2 separate regions of the Homo sapiens genome follow, and region 1 is linked to region 2. The links are chromatin loops, found by intact Hi-C in ENCODE. Cell type or tissue: HepG2. All regions are shown on one strand. Region 1 overlaps RGS12 (regulator of G protein signaling 12). Region 2 overlaps RGS12 (regulator of G protein signaling 12).

What was found. A loop is a pair of places that touch in the nucleus more often than their neighbours do. Peaks named below come from ENCODE experiments on the same cell type or tissue, not always from the same donor. Only the 100,000 strongest peaks of a DNase experiment are listed, where the experiment ranks them.
Region 1: a loop joins it to region 2, with 6 times the contacts of the local background. A loop is called at or near these places in 1 of 110 quality-filtered maps.

What each region holds. Positions count from the first base shown.
Region 1 is chr4:3,405,599-3,410,598 of GRCh38, forward strand. All of the region lies in intron 4 of RGS12 (regulator of G protein signaling 12), which reads left to right. Among named protein-coding and RNA genes, the nearest start is that of HGFAC, 34 kb to the right of the region's middle. RefSeq lists an enhancer at 3,750-4,657. In HepG2, no CTCF peak of the experiment used is centred here; a DNase peak (open chromatin) is centred at 2,663.
Region 2 is chr4:3,343,712-3,348,711 of GRCh38, forward strand. All of the region lies in intron 3 of RGS12 (regulator of G protein signaling 12), which reads left to right. Among named protein-coding and RNA genes, the nearest start is that of RGS12, 53 kb to the left of the region's middle. In HepG2, a CTCF peak has its summit at 2,551; a DNase peak (open chromatin) is centred at 2,570.

The DNA.
Region 1 (5,000 bases), 62 kb after region 2:
AAATTTCCTGATTTTGATGTCGGTACTTGGTTATGAGAGAATGTCCACCTTCTTAGGAAATCTACACTGACGTGTTTAGGGGCAAAGAGGCATGCTGTCTCCAACTTAATCTCAGATAGTCTGGAAAAAGGTTGCGTGTGTGCAGGTGTGAACGTGTTTAGAGGAAGGGAGAATGGGCGGAAGGGAGAGGGACGGGATGATACAGCAAGCAGGAAGAATGCGGACATTTGGTGAATCTGGGCAAACGGATATGGGAGTCCCTTTTATTATTCTTATAATTTTTCTGCAAGTTTGAAATTATTTCAAAAGAAAAAGTTGCCCCCCCAAAAAGGATGGCACACATTGTCTAGGAGAGGGCTGGTTTGGGTGTGAACAAAGGTTTCCTGTGGCATCTCGGTGCTCGTATGTCCCGGCTCCCCCATAAGCACATTTAGCTGCACTGATAGTGCCTACATCTGGGCTTCGGCCACTTGCCCATCTTCATTCTCCTGGCCCTCACAACAGCCCTGCAAGCCCCTGCCAGCCGCAGATGGACACGGGGACTGAGGCCCACGGGACTGTGGGGCCCCGCCGAGGTGACCGGCCAGAAAGGAGTGCAGAACTCCGGCCAGGGCGGGCTCAGAGCCTGCACCCACGCCTCCTGCCTGGGCCGCCCTGTGAATGGGGGAGAAGGGCTTCCTGTGCCTCAGAAACTGGAGGCCAAGAAGCACATGATGGACGGGTGGGCCGAATGAGGCCAAGCTCTGCCTTCTACAGCCTTTCCAGGACTTTTTTCTTGGAAAATGTGGAGCTTGATTGGATGCCTTTGTAGTGGAGCTTCCATCAAGTTAGAGCTGCTTGTGTGGCAGTGTCCATCCGGGAGTCAGTAGATGGGGTCAACAAACAGCGCCTTCAGCCAAACCCTGCCACCAACCAGCTTTGTGTAATGAAGTGTCAGTGGGATGGCCATGCCCATTCCTGCAGTTGCTGTCGGGGGCCGCTTCTGTCCTAACTGCAGAGAGTGCAGTGTCCTAGAAAAATGGAGACTGTGTGTCACCCGCCCTCTCCAGGGAACTTTGCTGGGCCTCACCTGTGGTGTTAGCGGATGTTTCCTAACCCTTGAACCAAGACCCAGGAGATCCTCTCAGAGATGAGGCCCTGCTCGGCCTGGGGGCAGGAGCAACAGAGGTGGGTGTGGCACCCCACCTCGGAAAGGGACCACCCCATGTGGTGGGCAGGCCGCCTCCAGGATGCCCACAGGTTGTTCAGAAATGTCTGTGAGTTGGCATATTTTGCTTGGTTGTAAAAATGTTCCTTATGGTTCACAGGTGGTCCAGTTTGGTATAGTTGCTTATTTCCTAACTAAATACATATTCCTGATAACACGCTGTTTGAGTGATCACCTGCTTATAAAAAGATAGGTTTTATATTTATGGGACTAAAAATTTTTTAATTTAAGTTACATGTGGAAAGAAGAGTTAAAAACTATACAAAAAGCCTACAAGTACTTTTTTTTCCTTTGCCACTGCTTGTTTAATAAAGCACAAATTGCTGAAGTGGAGTAGCGTGTTGGGAGGCCGGGGTTCCATCTGCAGTGTTTATGCCACGTGCAGTCACCTAGCTGTGCTCGGCCCGCCTTCAATAATTCAGGCTCCGTGGCGGCAGCAGCTGAGGGGCTGCTGTGAATTATGCATGCGTCTTCGGCAAGGCTTCGTGCGACGTCTCCTGTTGGCTTCCCATCCGTGAGCCTGCGTGCAGGCAGGGCAGAGCCGTCTTTGTCAGCCGTGTGCTGGGATCGCGGGAGAAACTGCAATAATTGGCCTCCTGGGAGTGTGAGCTCAGGAGCAATGTCCCTGTGTGGGACGCAGGCCTTTGCTCGGGGCCGCCCGGGCTCTGCCGGCTGACCCTGGTATGGACTCAGAGGGGTGGTTTGCAGTGCATGGTTGGAAGTATTTGGTTAAGTGGCATCACAGTGGCTCTTATCAGCTCTACCCAGGTAAAGTCCCTTGTCCCCATCTGCGTACCTTGTCGCGTTGTCAGGGGCACACTGACTTATGTGGTCTTCAGGTATGTTTGCCGCAGCGGGATTGTGTCGGGGATGAGGGGCCCATAGGGGTGCCTGTGCAGTGACGTGTTTCGTGATCTGACTTGGAGTTATGACTTAAAGAGTCAGAGTGTTTGAGGTTACGGTTTGGATGAGATAACAACGGGCCCGGGCCGTGTGTTACAGAACTAACTGCAAACTTTTCATCTTACGGTATTAACATTTGTAACGTAACCTACATGTTTGACCCACCAATATATACATGGCGGCTTTTCCAATTAGCAGCAAATCTAAACAGACTTTAAACTCTTTTTCACCAGGAAAGCATTTCTTTGACTCAGATGGGTCAGTCGAAAGAAAAAATCCCACAACAATACCGTAAACTGGACCGTGTTCTCTAAGGTGGTGTTGGGATGTGGGCTGTGTTTTGTGGATCTCTTTTCTTCTTTGGCTTAGATCACAAGTGTGGGTTTGACTCACGTGTTCAGCACCAGAGAATCAGGCAAGCCACTGCAAGCAGGCCAGTGAGTTACAGACGTGGTGGCATCCCTCCCGCGTTCTGGCCTTGGAGCTGGGGTCGGAATGGTGGCTTGTGCAAGGAATTTTATTTTAGGTGAGTGCTGCTCAGGGTTCAAGGTCAGGCCTTCTGTGACTGTGCACTATTTTCCACGTGACGAGAACAACTCCAGAGCACATGAAAGTGCTGTGAATTGTGAAATCCATAATTGAAAGTGAGTGTTAGAGAGGAGACGACTTTCCGTGTGTGTTGAGCCACGTAGCAAAGAAAAATGGTGCTCAGGGGGCTCTGCCTCGCACCTGGCTCTGCTGTGTTCCTCTGCAAGTCACCTGCATGAATTTTGTCCAGATGGAATCGTAAAAATTCACCAGGAGAGCTTATGATTGCAAGAATTCCGGGTGGACGTTTTCCGGTAGCCAGTTTTTGAAAAACGTGTGTGTTGCTGGAGATTCCACTGTCCTTTGCGAATCGCTGGACTCAGTGCCTGGACTCAGGAGGGTCCACGTGCCCAGCAGGTCCCGTCTGTGCCCTCGGGAAGCTGAGGAGCTGGGTCATGAGTTTTCTGTCCTGATCCTTAGGCAGGGGTGGCATGGGCAGCCGGGGCTGTGGCCCAGAGGCTTCTCTTTCCGGCTCCTCCAGGTAATGTGTCTGCTTCCTCTACTCTCCAGGCTCCTGTGCTTGAGTTGAGGCCCCCGCTTGCTGTGGCCTCACACTGGGAGGAATTACTGGAGCACAATTCCTATGTCAGCAGAAAGCTACAAAATGAGATTGTGTGAAGGGGGCGTGGCTCTCACCCCCAGCAGTGCTGGGAGCAATTGGCAAGGTGACGCCTCCTGTCTTTGCAATACCAGAGAAGAGCATGGACTGCAACCTCTTTCCCTTCCTTGGAAATGGTTTATTTGCAGCTAAAGCAACTCTCACTTGAGTGGGTCCTGGAGCCTGGGCAGGCCCAGGAGAGGGTCTGGCACCCACACCGCCCCCAAGCCATGCCTGCATCTGCTCTCTGCCGTGCTCCTCTGTACCCGAGGCTGTGCTCTCTCAGGAGGGTCTGCCATGTGGTTTCCTGTACACAGCATCTGCCTCTGCAGGACCCCAAGGGCAGGAGCAGGAGCACACTGGGGAGGGAATACAGATTCCCTGGGCGGGCACACCAGGCACAGGGGAGCCGAGCACACCAGACAGGTCATCATTTACTGTTTAAAATACAATCATGTTTCTTTCTTGATTAGACTTTTAAAGGGTCAGTTATTGATTTGTGAGTCTTAGAAAATAATTAGTATCTGCCAAAACTTTTGAACATGATGTTAGTCAATACACCAGTCATCTTTCACTCAGAATTTATATCAGTCACCATTCATTCATTCCACAAATACACCAGTGTGGGAATGGGGAGAGCAGCCCTGTGGGTAGCTGGTCCCATTGCTGAGGGAGGCGGCAAGGCCTAGGGAGTGGCCAGGGAACAGGGGAGGTGGGCCCGGGGGCTGGTGTGGGACTTCCACATGGTACCAGGGAGAGGCCCATCTCCCCTCCACCGGCAGCAAGGGAGGCAGACGGTTCACGTCACCGTGCTTGTGTGTTGGAATTGAAACACCTTTTGTTTGAGGAGCAAAAGCGTCAGCAACCGTGGGGGGTTGAGCTGTGCCAGCCACAGCGTGCAGTGGGGCAGCCTCCTTTCTGCCTCCCCTGTCTTCCCGTCCTGGTTCTTCCCAGGGCCCCTCAGCTGGGCCTCGCCTAGGCAGCCTCCAGGCCACCCTCCAGGCAGCCAGAGGGACCCTGCAGTCTCTTGCTCATCACTGTCCCCCAGGGTGAACTTCGTGCTGCTCCGTGCTGGCTCCCTGCTCTGCCCAGCTCAGCGTGGCTTGTCCTGTCATGGAAGTTCTCCCTTGCTCCCTGGAGGCCAGTTAACGTCTATTTCTCCCTCAGTTCTCAGCTAGCCTTTATTGTCTCAGGAAAAAAAGCTGGAGGAAAAATGTCATGGTGCTCATAATGCAGAAACTTCATTCATGAGGATTGCCTCATTTGTCAGCATAAAATATAGCAAGGTTAGCAACACTGCTGCCTCGAATTCTGGGCTCAAGCCATCCTCTGGAATAGCTGGGACCACAGGTGCCTGCTACCCTGCCCAGCTAATTTTTTAATTTATTTTCATTTTCTGTAGAGATAGGGTCTCACTGTGTTGCCCAGGCTGGTCTTAAACTCTTGGCCTCAAGTGATCATCCAGCCTGCATGATCTTATTTTTTAAATAGGTAGTATGTGCCCATGCACTGGAATGTACACAGAACAGGATCGGCCCCCGAGGCTGTTTCTGGTGCAGGGCGTGCCATTGTGTATTCTGTGCCTTTGGGGGGGCTGTCCAGCCAGCTCTGGTCTTCCGTCTCCCAGCACTGGGCGGGAGGTCCTACAGCTTCACCGTGGCTGATGAACGAAGTGCACCCCGGCAGCAGTAGCCGGCTCTGGGC
Region 2 (5,000 bases):
AGAAAGCCGCCGCCCTGGAAATCCTCTATGCCCCACCTGTTTACCCTGCACCCTCCCGTTGAACTCTGACAACCACTGATCCTTTGACTGTCTCATTTGGCATGTTTTAAAATTTTATACAGGTGCAGCTGTATTCTATGTCTTCTTATTAATGTCTTATTCTAGAACATGTGTCATGTTTTCAAGATTTACTCCTGGACTTTCAGTCCAGTCCTTTTACTTGTTGTATGGCATTCTGCTATGAGTATATGACGATGATTGATGCCTTCCGCTATCGATAGACACTCAGTGGGAGTGGGAGAGAGTCTGCCCTTACGGCATTCTTGTACATGTCTCCTTCAGCGCGTGTGGGACGGGCGAGAGTGTTCTTAGCTGGGAAGGATCTGCATGAGCGGTGTGGCCAGACTCCGTCCACAGTGACTGCTCCAGCTCCTGCTCTTCCAGGAGAAAAGGTGGCTTCAGGGATGGCAGGGGTCCTGGGGATTGGCACGTTGTGGCTGCAAATAGGAATCTGCCCTTGGATGGCCTGTTTAGCTTTGGTCTCTCCGGGGAACTCGAGGGCAGGTCAGGGCTAGCGTGCTGTATCTGGGCGGGCAGCAATCAGAATCGGCTGCAATGGGGTGCTCATGCTGCTGATGAAGACTCAAAAGGGGTGTGTGCTACCTAAGGCAGGGCCTAGCTTGAGGCTGAGGACCCCGGGACCATTTTTGGCTCATACTGCCATGCTGAGCTGACCATCTGTGCACAAGTCCTGTTCATTTTCCTCCTTTTCTGTTGGTCATGAGGAACTCACTGTGTGGCCCTAGGTTTGGGCTGACAGAGCTGTGCTGGTGCCCTGGTGAATGATATGTGGGTCTGGGCCACGTGCTCTGCACAACCTGCCCCTTCCCTGCTGGGTGTAAACTTCTATCTCATGGTGGATTGCTGCTGGGTGTGCCCCATGCCAGGGTCAGTGCCATGCTCCTGATAGACAGCTCCAGCGTCTAATCACTGGGTGTCCCCAGTGGATGCTCCATCTCCACCAGGGCCCTGCTGCTTTCCACATGGCTTGTGGTCCCTGCTGTCTTTGCCCCACACCTTAAACTTCCTGGCTGTAAATCTCTTACTGGGGCCAAGGAGGATGGCCCAGGTGGCAGGGCTGCCTGTCCTTTTCTGTGTGGGCCCTGCTCGCTGCTGGCTGCCTTCCATGACTCCTTGGAGAGGGATCTGAGCAGCCTTCCCAAGTGAGGGGTGGTTTGCCTCTTGAGCCCATCGTCCTGAATAACACGGAGGAAGGCTCTCTGTAAGAAAACGATATTTATTAATATTTGGGAATAGGCATTGCAATGAGAATATGCATGCTGTAGTAAACTATGAATATTCAGGGAGGTCAAGAAAGACAGCAGTTTTTCAAGGAAAAATGAGGAGGATCACAGGATTGTTTTGAGATAATTATCTTACAAGGATGGGACCAGTCCAAGGTTGGACAGGCAGTTGCGGGACAGATGTCCTCAGAGGAATATTTTTGTATGTGAGGCTGAGATGGCCTGTGTGCAAGGTTGTGGTTTTGCAGTCTTTTGTGATGGATTTGTTATCAGGTCTATGAGCATGAGAACCCTCCCTTCCTGGCCTTCTCTGGCTCTGTAACACTTTGTTAGGGTTTTTAATACAAGTGACTCCATTTTCTTTCTGACAACTTTCACATTTCCCCCTTTTAATTGAGATCTTTCTCCAAAAGCATAGCTGACCAGTCATCCTGCAGTCAGGCTTTGATTGCCCCTTGGTGCTGGGATGGAGCTGTCCCAGTTTGGTGTGGTCTGGTTCCACATCATCAGGAAGTGACTGGTGACCAGGAGTCAGTGTCAGAGCTCATTTAGCCACATTTGAGCAACCAGGGAGGTGTGGAGGGAGTGGCCCTCAGGCGCAGTCTACCTGAGTCCACTGTTAAGTACGGTTTTGTCTGTTCCATGGGTGTTGGCATCATCTCAACGCGCTGGGCCAGCACGATTCTGTTAGGAGTTGTACTTCTGCAGAGACTTAAGCAACAGATAAAAAATTTATAAAGGGAAAATGCAGAGTGAAATTAATAATAATATGACAATCCTAGTTTGCATAATGTTTTGAGTCATGAACATAGGCTTAAAGACAACCAGTTGAATAAATCAAATGACCATAGGGAATTGGGTGAGACTTTTTATAATATATGGCCTGTTTCCTTTTTTGGTGTGTGTGTACTTTTTCCTTTTTGTGGAGAATGGGGTTTCTCATGTTGCCCGGGCAGATCTTGAATTCCTGGGCTCAATCTGTCTTCCCGCCTCTGCTGAGATTACAGGCATGAGCCACCATGCCCCGACCTGTTTTCTTATTTTGGGTATATGGTCCTTAATTTTCCCAGAAGAATTTATCCAGGTATAGCAGGTAGTATCAGCAATAGCACAGACATTTCCTTCTTTACGCAATGGATAATTTAGAGCAATTTTATCATCTAGTGTCCCATGACTGAGTTGGATTAAAGCAGAGTGAGCACCAGTTGTATTAGGGATGTTCCCAAAGTCACCCACTAGGGGGACTCAAGGATCTCTTAGGGTTCTATCTAGTTCCCAGCAGAAGCTACTGATTGTGAAATTTCGATTACACCATTATTCTGCCGAGTCAAAAAGGTAGGCATTAAGAGGGGTAAATGTGTCTTTATAATATGGACTCTTATTCCAGTGCCTTGGAGAAGCTGCCCACAGCATGAAGCTGTCGGCTTCTAGTCCTGTCTTGTGGTCTAAGTGTCTCTGGTTGTGGCATCAGTGGTTTGGTGAACTCTTGGTGTGGCCCACGCATCAGGAATGGGATTTTGTCCCTTAACATTTAGTTTCAGCTTATAGGGCTTCAGGAATAGAGTAGTTCTCTGCTTTTAGTGATTCTATGGGAGAAAGTTGGATGGGAGGAAGCTGGAAGAATTGAGGAGCTTGGAAACAGTGCACAGGGCTCCAGTCTAATAACAGGAGTATTGCAGCTTTTCTTCAGAAACATGGCTGCTTCTCTCTACATTGATCACACAAGAAAAAAATCACTCCGATTTTAACAACCTCCTGAGGCTGGGAAGCCAAACCAAGGCAGACTATAGATTTTGCCTACAGTCTTAAGGTTTCTGGGCCTGATACGAAGTGACAGTTTTTACTTACCCGCTGTAAGTCTAGGAACCCTTGAAGCAGGGTATTCTATGCACGTTCTCAAATTTGAGATTCCAGACAAGGCATTGGGAACAGAACCACTGGTCTCAGTTGTATCCTGCTACAAAGAGGGAACAGATTTTTTTTTTTTTGTAAATAACCACATTGCCATAAGAATACATGTGAACAGTTTCCAAATTTTGGAGGGATCGAGTAGGGAGAAAAAGCAAATGTTTTTACTTTTGTTTTCACAGAAGTATACTTTACCAGATTGCTGTAAGTTATAAACAGTTTAAGAAAGATAACGTTCTGGCCAGGCACGGTGGCTCACGCCTATAATCCCAGCACTTTGGGAGGCTGAGGTGGGCGGATCACAAGGTCAGGAGATCGAGACCATCCTGGCTAACGTGGTGAGACCCCGTCTCTACTAAAAATACAAAAAATTAGCCGGGCGTGGTGGTGGGCGCCTGTATTCTCAGCTACTCGGGAGGGTGAGGCCGGAGAATGGCGTGATCCTGGGAGGCGGAGTTTGCAGTGAGCCCAGATCCCGCCACTGCACTCCAGCCTAGGCAACAGAGTGAGACTCTGTCTCAAAAAAAGAAAGAAAGAAAACATCCTTAGATCTGGAAAACAAAACATTTAAGTAAAGAACCAACAATGTTTCAAATAAAAGTCATAAAAACATCTCATCAGTTATTTAATCTCATGTAATTAATTTTTGTTCTGCTTGATCTTGATAAGTAGTTTCACAAATTCATCTGTTTCCTTATTAGAGTTCTGAAGAATTTTCAGTTAGTCTGTCGATCTTAAAGTTATTAGAAACCTGTATTTAAGAGTGCTTCTTAGAGTCTTTTCCATGAATCTGATTGCAAATGCTTTTAGAGAAAAATCAAAACAATAACAATGGATAAGGAAAACAGAATAGCTATGGTTTAAAATCTGGTGGAAGTTCATTATAATTAGCAATTGACAAGGAAATCTGGCTATTTCTGTAGCATACAACATAATAACTAGAGTTATGGCATATTAGGTTTCTGAGAGTTTTATACAATTTTGGAACATTCCTATAAAAACACACCCATAAATGTAACTGAAAGAAGGTCTAGCATCACGTATCATTTTACAGTGTTTTTTATACAATTTACCAGATAAGCCTAATCATTTACCAGACGTACCAGATAAGTCTTTGTAAGATGAGAGATACGTCCTTTGAGGCTCTCCAGAAGCTTGACTGGAAAATACTAAAGCTAATTATGGGTCAAAAAGATTTAATTTAGAATTTATATCTTGGGGAAGCCCATCAAAGATGCCAAAAGATTTAAAACGCCTGATCAAAACAGGAGCACAGGTCACTATTAGATAATAGTCATTCATTTAACCAGAATGAGAAAGACTTCAGAAGCAACACAGGGAGTTCCATGAATGTAAACAAACAACCCACTCAAAGCTCAGTTTTCCTACAAAATAAAAAACTTAATAAAGACAACACAGGAAATTATCTTGATAAAACATAAAATCTTTGTTTCGTAGGCCAGTTACCAAAAAGGTAAAGAAAAACCTCCTGTGGTGTGATTGCTTCTCCTCATGGGAAGCCCGTTTGGTTTGCCTGGAAGTAGAAGCTGATGAAAAGTACTTGAATTTAATGAGACATAGGAAGAGGGTGTCCAGTATTACGAGTGCGCACCGTATTATAGAGGAATGTCAATGTGACAGTTAGTGGCTTGAGCAGGGCAGTACAGGGCTCTAAGTCACAGTATGGGAAGTTTTCTGGTTCCATGGAACAATTCAGACACATCCAGAAAAGCCGAATGTACAGAATCGAGTTATACAGGCGGAAAACAGTGCATCAGACCATAGTAA